Regions from separate parts of the Homo sapiens genome. Here region 1 is linked to region 2. A link is a contact called in ENCODE Hi-C or POLR2A ChIA-PET data. All regions are on one chromosome and are shown on one strand. Each heading gives the region's core, a stretch centred on a gene start or an enhancer-like site at or near the end of the contact. The rest is flanking DNA. Distances are from core to core; before and after follow the strand shown.

The links. Hi-C counts contacts between places; a loop is a spot of excess contacts on that map. ChIA-PET counts read pairs that join two places held with the same protein, here RNA polymerase II (POLR2A). Pooled maps may share reads with other maps.
Region 1: a loop to region 2 is called in a map of CD8-positive, alpha-beta T cell, with 5 times the contacts of the local background. The contact joins the promoter of GALK2 here to the promoter of EID1 in region 2. A Hi-C loop is called at or near these places in 2 of 168 maps with a recorded cell type or tissue (CD8-positive, alpha-beta T cell and naive thymus-derived CD4-positive, alpha-beta T cell) and 11 of 50 pooled maps. POLR2A ChIA-PET finds 5 or more read pairs at or near these places in 17 of 52 experiments (CD4-positive, alpha-beta T cell, CD4-positive, alpha-beta memory T cell, Caco-2 and 11 more).

The regions. Positions count from the first base shown.
Region 1 is chr15:49,166,658-49,171,586 of GRCh38, reverse strand. It overlaps GALK2 (galactokinase 2), which reads right to left and starts at 1,340. Exons shown (of 10, transcript NM_002044.4): 1 at 1,212-1,340. The coding sequence starts at 1,264. It overlaps MIR4716 (microRNA 4716), which reads left to right and starts at 2,434; the gene lies at 2,434-2,517. RefSeq lists enhancers at 1,153-1,392, 1,024-1,928.
Region 2 is chr15:48,874,864-48,879,505 of GRCh38, reverse strand. EID1 (EP300 interacting inhibitor of differentiation 1) reads right to left here and starts at 1,372. Exons shown (of 1, transcript NM_014335.3): 1 at 1-1,372. The coding sequence starts at 1,329. The coding sequence ends at 766. The region is part of intron 4 of SHC4 (SHC adaptor protein 4); the gene reads left to right. RefSeq lists enhancers at 1,118-1,417, 1,688-1,797.

The DNA of each region.
Region 1 (4,929 bases), core at 91-2,590, 290 kb before region 2:
TATAATAAGAAATCATGCTTCTTTCTGGTAACTAAAGACACACTGTTTGCTGGTTTAAGGATGAAAGAACATTTTCAAGTTGTAGTAAAGTATAATATCATCAACTGACACACGGTGGTAATAAACCACCAAGTAGGAAGAGCTTAAGGACTTGATGCCAGAGAAAAAAACTAACAGAAAAAAACTGAAAACAGCAAAGGCAGAGGGCCGGGCGCGATGGCTCACGTCTGTAATCCCAGCACTTTGGGAGGCCAGGGTGAGCGGATCACTTGAGCTCAGGAGCTCGAGACCAGCCTGACCAACATAGAGAAACCCCATCTCTGATGAAAATACAAAATTAGCCGGGTGTGGTGACGCCTGCCTGTAATCCCACCTACTCAGGAGGCTGAGACAGGAGAATCGCTTGAACCTGGGAGGCGGAGGTTGCGGTGAGCCAAGATGGCGCCACTGCACTCCAGCCTGGGCAACAAGAGCAAAACTCCGTCTCAAAAAAAAAAAAAAAAAGAAAAAGAAAAAGAAAAAAGAAAGGAAGGAAGAAAGAAAAGAAAAGAAAAACAGCAAAAGCAGAGAGTCAGGAAAGCCCTTCGCTAATGTAGCAGGTGACAGACTTCATTTTATGAGACCTCAGCCCCATTAGTCAGAACGAAGTATTTCTACAAAGTACCTGTAACTGAAAAGATCCTCCCCGAGACATCACTAAACTATTAGTTACTGTGTAGCTAGGGACTGCCAGCAAATTAATTCCCTAAGTGACAGTTCAGAGATTCTCGTGTTTTTGTTTTGTTTTGTTTTAAAGAGGATGCAGACACCAAGAAGGTTTTTGTGTTTGTTTTCAATTAATATTTAGAAAGAAGACTTTTAAAAAGCAGTATCAACTGGCATGCGAGACAAAGAGAGGAGTTCAGTGTGGATATGGGCATTTCTGCTGAAGCCCAGTAGAAAGAGTACACTAATTACAACAAGAAAAGGAAAAGAAGAATCTGCATGGATGAAGAAAAAAACATACAACCCTTCGTAGTAGTCAAGGTAGAATGTGTTTGCGGCGTGATCTTTTTTGCAAGCCCAGCCACGTGTCCTTATAGAATCCCAAGGGTTCCACTTGCTCCCCGGGACCAAAAGCAGCGCCCCAAGGGAGGAGCCAAGTGCTGTGGACCCGATCTACACGTAGCCAACCCAGCAGATCCCAAAGCCCGGCGTCTCCTCTCCCCCACCTAGGATGTTCTGCCACCTGGACCCGACGCGTAGCAGGGCTCTCTGTAGCCATATTTCGCTAGATCCTTCTTTCTCCTGTAGTTTCAAGTGTCTAAGCAAAGCTCCCAGAGCAATCACGAGACTTCTGTGACAGGAGCCGTTTTCTTCCGGGAGATAAACAGCTCCCGCCCTGCGGAAATCCTGCAGCTTCGCTGAGGTGGCTGCTTCCAATCGGCCCCTCCTCTGGCTCCTCCTCCCTGGACTCAGCCAGGGTTCCCTCCAAGCAGCAGTCAGGTACAGCCTCCGTCCTGCTCTTAGCTCCCAGGGAGGGACTAGGGCCTCGCAGGAGCCCCTGCGCAGAGCACGTGCGAAGCTGACTAGTGAGGTTTTCTTTTTGCGCCCTGTGGATGTCAGAGAACAGTGTCATAACCTGGCGCCCTACATACACCTAGTTTCTGATCTGTCTCGGGCTGCGTTTTTTTGTTTGTTTGTTTGTTTTTTAGTTATGGTTTTGGTCTTTATTGTTCAGCAGCTACTCCCCAAACAACACTAAAATGTTTAGCTATTGCTTCTTTGCGGATTACTTCCAAATCAAGCAACATAAAATTGATGTATCACTTGATTTAAATAGATTTGCATTTATTTACAGGTTAGAGGCATTGGTGGGCCTTCCTAGAACACAGTAGTGAAAAGACGGAAACACATGCCTTTTAATGTGCAAGACCCCTTAGCATCCAGTTAAACCTCTTCATTTTTCACTTATCTAGAGAAATCCTAGATGCCCTATCAAAAGTACACTATCCCTAGTACATCACTAACTTTTCCTTCCTTCATAGTTCTCCTATTTGCTTATGTATTTATTGTGTCTCTCACCACCTCCATCATCACTACCACTAGAAAGCAACTGGGGGCAGGCAGATTGGTTTTTAATGAATAGGTAAGATAAACTGAATGAACGACGAAAGGTGAAATGATGTGCCTGAGGTCACAGTGATCATTGGGAACAAAACTGGAATTAAAATTCAGATCTATTAACTCTCAATCTAGTGCACTTTGCACCTCAGAAATATTGAGATTAAACCCAAGCAAAGACAGCTAGCAATAAACCCATTCCAAAGTTTCCTGATTAAGGAAGTTTGAGCCAACATGCCCAACACACTAGGGGTAGTAGCATAACTCAGAGAGATTCGATAAGTTGTATACATCAGTAAGTTACTGCTCCAGAATTTCTATATGTATATGCATACTTTGTCTCCATGTTTCCTTCCCCCTTCTGTATACATGTATACAGGAGGAAGGGGGAAGGAAACATGGAGACAAAGTGTGAATGGACAATAAAGCATAGCCAAAGAGTGGCAGCCCCTTGGCACCCCGTTGGGTTATTACTGTAAATGATACATCAAAGAAACAAAGTTACTCTGGTCTCAGGGCAGCTTTCTCACTATTATTTCAGTCCCTCTTTATCATTTTCAAATGAATGAATTATATCTTCTTGTTTCTGGGCCCCAATAAATCCCAGTTTGATGTTCATTTTGGTTTAATTTTGAGTAACAGGAGTCATCACTGTCACTTGTAAATAGTTTTAATAGGGAGATAACCTAAATTTTAAAAAAAAATGTAAAATGTTTAGGGACATCAGTAAATACAGAAAAGAACAGAATCTTTTTTTTTTTTTTTAGATGGAGTTTCGCTCTTTGTTGCCCAGGCTGGAGTGCAATGGCATGATCTCTGTTCACTACAACCTCCACCTCCCAGGTTCAAACGATTCTCCCGTCTCAGCCTCCCAAGTAGCTGGGAATACAGGCAGCCGCCACCACACCAGCTAATTTTTGTATTTTTAGTAAAGACGGGGTTTCACCATGCTGGGCAGGCTGGTCTCGAGCTCCTGACCTCAGGTGATCAGCCCACCTCGGCCTTCCAAAATTCTGGGATTAAAGGTGTGAGCCACCGTGCCCAGCCCAGAATCATTTTTTATTCAGATGTTTCTAATATATTCTTTTGCATTAGTTGAAAAATAACAAATTTTAAAGTTTTGAATTTTTTTAACAGTCCAAAATAAACTCATTTTATACAGGGTTAAAAAAAAATGACTGTAGAAACTGTTTCGAAAAAGAATACTTCCTACTGAATATGTACTTGATGACCGAACATTAACTTTGCTAAATGAAACCAGATGGCAAATCATTAGTTTGGACCTTGGATACATTGCTATTGCAGTCTCAACAAAACCGATGCAGACTAGAAAGCACCTTACAGAGCAATTAGTAAAGCATCCTTTTTTGAAATGATTGGCACAAAGTAAAACAGGATTAACAGAGCTAGAACTAAAACCTAGGTCTCTAGACTCCTAGCCTAGAGGCCATACTACTTCTGAATATGTGACTTTTGTTGAGACCCCAGTAAACTGTGCTTAAAAATAAATTATTGAAATGATTAGAATCCTTGTCCCAAAATAAAATGTGTACATTATAATTTTCATAAAGGATTACTCTTAAAATAACCTGTCCAAACTACTAGAGAACCCCAAATGGACACCAAAAACAAAACATTACTTTCTTATACTACCTTCCTTATACTAGGCATCTTGCTAAGTAAGCACTTTGCGTATATTATTGTCTCTTTAAACCTTTCCAACAATCCTTATGGGATAGAAAAATATTATTTCCTTTTCAATTTCAAGAAGATATTCCTTTAGTTCTTATTAGACATATCTAATAGTGAAAACATTTAAACATTTGGCTGGGCACAGTGGCTCATGCCTATAATCCCAGCACTTTGGGAGGCCAAGGTGGGCAGATCACCTGAGGTCAGGAGTTCGAGAACGGCCTGGCCAACATGGTGAAACCCCATCTCTACTAAAACTACAAAAATATAGCCAGGTGTGGTGGCGGGCGCCTGTAATCCCAGCAGCTTGGGAGGCTGAGGCGGGAGAATCGCTTGAACCCAGGAGATGGAGATTGAGTAAGCCAAAATCACGCCACTGCACTCCAGCCTGGGCAACCAAGAGCGAAACTCCATCTCAAAAAAAAAGAAAAGAAAATATTTAAACATTTATATTTTACAGTATTTTTATTTTCACAAATCCTGAACCTCTGGTTCTTTGCTTTTTGCAAGTAGGCACTCTTACAATAGGTTTAGAATCTGAATTATAAACTAATAAATGGTATATTATGATGGAGTCTTAAACAGAAACCTAATTAATAAACTTGAAATTGTTTCTCCTCAAAGGATATTAGTCTCCATTCAGATAAAATATTATAGCAAACTAAACAAAAACAAAACAAACACTAAAATGAAAGAATACAAAAACTTGATCCAAAATATGAGTTAAAGCATGGGTGTTAGAGACTTACAGACCTGGCTAGTGCCTATTGATGTTTCTCAGCTTAGAAATCACTTCCTTCAGGAAGTTTTCCATGTTCTCTACCCAAAACTAAATGTCTAAGACCACAGAGGGATTGACCATTTATCTGAAATAATGTTATTTCTGTGGTTTAATCTGTTTGTGCAACCTCTGGAAAATATTTCCTATTTTGACTTACAATAAAAACTATTGTTCACAATTGGGAGAATCTACTTCAGTGACCTATTTTGGATATTTTCTCATTATAGTAAATAATATGTAATACTTGTTTATGTCTTCTTTATAATGATGTTACATTCCTTCTTTTTTGTTGTTGTTGTTGAGACCAAGTCTCGCTCTTGTTGCCCAGGCTGGAGTGCAATGGCGCGATCTCG
Region 2 (4,642 bases), core at 123-2,622:
TTTTCTTTGTACATTCACACACATTTAGTGTCTAGATTTGAAACTTTTTAATTAAGGATGTCTTAATTTTTGACTTTTAAAAATGGTTATGACAATGGATTTTCTTGATTTATAGATCACAGTGGCTTTATAAATGATCAAGATACATGTACAAACAAAATTTCAGATGCTCTTGGAAACACATCTTAAGATACAAAGCACACGTGATACATATTTGAGTTTACTCATCCATTTATCTTACACTGAAAATGTAGCCTTTGATAACTGTGGCTTGACTAGATCACAAAATAGAATTTTCCAAGTTTTCTTAAGCTTTCAGTCCAAATAACTCAAAAGATATGTGTCCTAGTTGGATACATTTTTTTCTCATTATATAATTAGTATCAGTGGGCTTTTGTATTGGCAGTTTGTCTTGGTCATGACTTATTCTTGCAAAACCATCTTTACAGCAAACAAATATGAAAGATATTTTCCCCAATGCAAGGAAAATAATCTGGATCAATAACAAAGTCAAAGCCATAGGTGTTTTAGGACGTTCTTGATAATTGATTTCAACGGTCTTAAAATCTTTTTTCTTTTTCTTTAATGATTCTCTTCCTTTTTCACAACTGTGCAGTCACTGTCCTATTGTGTTCTATTCTGAAAAACAAATTTTTTTGAAGGTCAAGTTTTTCAATGGCACAAAACTATTTGGAATGAACCCAAAAGATAGCGGAAAGTTGGGTCCCTCCTCAAGTAGTTTCCTCCTCTTTTAACAGCATCTAACTACTCTCTATCAATAATCTCATCACAGCCGAGTTCTTCGGTCAGACGATTGACAACCATCAGTGAAAAAAGCTCTTCGATAAAAGCTAACTGATCAAACGGGGTCTTCTCATAATGCATCTGAAACCCGCCATCCAGGGCTGGTTCTCTTGTTCTCAGAAACATCTTGTCGGCTTCTTCAAGAGCGGCTGATACTCTGTAGCCGGCACCACTGAGCTGCTCCTCTTCGGGATAGTCGTAGTCGTCCTCCCAGTCATCAAATTCCTCGCCCTCGTCCTCGCTCTCGAAGTCTGCGCCCGCCACCTGGCCTGGCTGCTCCCCAGCGTTGGGCCCGTTAGCAAGGCTCCGTTTCCCCTCTGGCGCCGCCATTGGCTGGGCCTCCTCCTCCTCCATTGGGCCTTCCTCCTCGAGCTGTTGGGCCCCGCTGCGGGAGGGACGCAGGGATAGCTCCCGGCTCCCGCTGCCTACCTCCATCTGCGGAAGGTCACCCTCGCCAGGCATCACATCCATCTGCAGGTCACTGCTCTCTTCATACAGCTCGGACAACTCAGCCATTTCCGACATTGTGCAAACCGCTCAACCTCTAGGAAAAAGCTTCCAGCAAGACAGATGCTGCGCGGCCGTGCGTTCGTGCGCGTGCGCAAAGGCTGCGCGCTTGCGTAACCCCGCGCGCAGGCGTGGTCCTCAGGTACCGCCTCCTACTTGGCGCGCCACTGTGGTTGGAGTAGCTCAGTGTTTTCTCCGGGGTGTTGGCGTCGCCTTTTGAGCTACGTTTCCATCGATTCGAACTTCGTATCTAGGGACCCTGCATGCAAGAGCGTAACAGTTTCTGTGTTACTTAACCCTACTGCTGCTTGTAATGCTGCAAACCGGAAAATAACCTTACATGGCCTTCGTAACATTTAATGCTCCTTCCCCCCCTTCCTCTTCCCCTGGGCAATTTACCGATGTACTGATGACTTGTAAATCCACGTCTCCAAACCAGACAACATCCATAACCACAGATCAGCATATTAAGAACTAATCCATTTTGTCCTTTTAGTGTTTTCATTTAAAAAGTTAAATTCACAAACAACAGATATATTGTACTTTTTTTTTTTTTAGTTATAGTGAAGAAATACTTGGTCCCATTTCTTTTCGCCTGGGAGGTATCTTTCCACTATTAGCAATGCGGTGTGTATTCTTTGAATTCTTTTTATTTGCATTTACATGTATCTTTATGTATTGACAGCAAAATACTATTTTGTGTGTTTTTTAAAAACATGTTTTACCTGTTTTTACCTTCAACTTAAAAGCCTCAGGTTTTAAGTTGTATATACTTATATGAATTATATGACTGTGTATACTTACAGGATTCAAGCACATTTCATTTATTCTGCACTTTATTTCTATTATTATTACATTATAGTTATGTAGAATTATACAACTCACCATAATGTAGAATCAATGGGAGCCCTGAGCTTGTTTTCCTGCAACTAGATGGTCCCATCTGGGGGTGATGAGACACAGTGACACCCGAGGTGTGTTCCTTATGTCCGGTCTATTCTGTAATCTCATTTTGGTTGCTGTTACTGTGGAAAATCCTGCCTCACAAAGATAGGATGTTGAAAATGGAAGGAGGCTTTTCAGTACTTTTGTGGCAATCTCAGGATGTTCCGCCTTGACTTTAATCGAGAACGTATGGAGATTTGAAGTTGTCTCAAACATACTTTTAAGGCCACCGTCATTTGCAATATCAAGCAGTTGATCCTCTTCTAGCGTGGACAAAGTGGATTCACCTGGCTTATTCACAAATGGGTCACAGATCCATTCCGTCTTTTGTGGATGAGAAGTGTGATGGTTAATACTGAGTGTCAACTTGATTGGATTGAAGGATACAAGTATTGATCATTGGTGTGTCTGTGAGGGTGTTGCCAAAGGAGATTAACATTTGAGTCAGTGGGCTGCGAAAGGCAGACCCACCCTTAATCTGGTTGGGCACAATCTAATCAGCTGCCAGCTTGGCTAGAATATAAGCAGGCAGAAAAATGTGAAAAGAGAGACTGGCCTAGCCTCCCAGCCTAAATCTTTCTCCTGTGTTGGATGCTTCCTGCCCTCGAACATTGGATTCCCAAGTTCTTCAGTTTCAGAACTCGGACTGGCTCTCCTCTCTCCTTAGCCTGCAGACAGCCTATTGTAGGACCTTGTGATCATGTGAGTTAATACTTAGTGAACTCCCCTTTACATATATATACATATATATGTGTATATGTATGTGTGTATGTGTATATACGTGTGTGTGTGTGTGTATATATATATGTATATATTCCATTAGTTCTGTGCTTCTAGAGAACCATGACTAATACAGGAAGTAATGCTCAAAATATTTTGAAAGCTGAGATAGGTGATCATGCACCAGCTGGGAGAAAGAAGACCCTGGCTCAGTCTCTTTCAAAATCTCTGCTAATGTTTGAAATGTCAGAAATCCCAGTGTTCATTTGTCACCCGCATGATTCCAGTTTGGCTTTGAATGCAGCCACCTTATCTGCCAAGTTGAACACAGTTGTTGTTCGTCCCTGAAGTGACAGAGTTCACTGAGCAGGTTGAATATGTCACACAAGTAAGCAAGTTTTTTTGTGACCCATTCTGTGTCACTGAAATGTGCCGCCAATGGTGACTGTTTTTCTACAAAGAAATCTCTGAAGCAGCTCTCTTAACTCAAAAACTCTGGCCAGTGATCTACCTTTAGAAAGCCATCTCACTTCTGTGTGTAAGAGAAGACGTGTGTGCTCTGCATCCATCTCCTCACAGAGCTGCACAAACAGATGTGAGTTAAGGGCATGTATAATATGGTTGATAATTTTAATCACATACTGCAAAATGTTGTTAAGTTCAGGTGACATTTTCTGACTAGCCATCATTTCTCTATGGATGACATGGTGCATAGACTCACATTCAGAAGCGACCTCTTTGACCTGAGTAGTGAAACCAAAATGCCATCCAGTCATGGCAGCTGCTCCACCCATGCATATACCGATGCAAAATGACTGATTCCACTTTCCTGATATGTAATCATTCAAAGACTTGAATAGTTCTGCATCTGTGGTGCTGGTTGGCAACAAAAGTGCATATAGCATATCCTCATTCACATCCTCCTGCAAAATATATCACACACAAAAAAGCATTGTTCCTTTCTAACAATTGTGCCTCATTATCCTCTGATATTTCATCAGTTCATCTAGTTGTGGTGCTAGCCAAAAGAGGAACACATGCCACCTTTTGAACTGCAGCCTCTCCTGAAAGTTCATGACAAATGTCCTTAGAAGCAGGCAGGATCAACTCTTCATCAATAGTAAAGGACTTCTTAGCTTTAGCAATGTGGTTAGCCACTAAGAATGATGCTCTCAGTGCAAACACATCTGATGAAGTGGTGGCCTTCAATAATTTCTTCTATTCTTTGTGTTCACATTGTTTTCTTTTGAAAAACTCCAAAGGCTTAGTATTAATGCAGGGTGTGTGGTCTCCATGTGACAAAGCAGTTTAGAAGGCTTCATGGCTTTGTTAGATAGCCACTTGCTACATGTTATGCAAAGCAAGCTTGGATAATGTGAATCACCTGTTGTAATGAACTGGTATTTTAAGTAGGACTCTTGATATTTTCTTTTAAATGCAGCTTTATTTTTGTTGGCAGTCTTAAAGTCTTCTGCAGTCTCATCACTGGATCTTTCCCCCTTTTCAAAGAACCTCTCCAGTGAAGTTTGTTTTTTACTCATTTTGGCTAGGGTTAGCTTATGGGCTTACCAAAACTGTGACCGAGAAAGTGCATGGTGCAGGAAAGAGACATGGATGGGAGTGGTAAATAAAATAATGGGCGGGTCAGGAACAAACTAAAATAGTC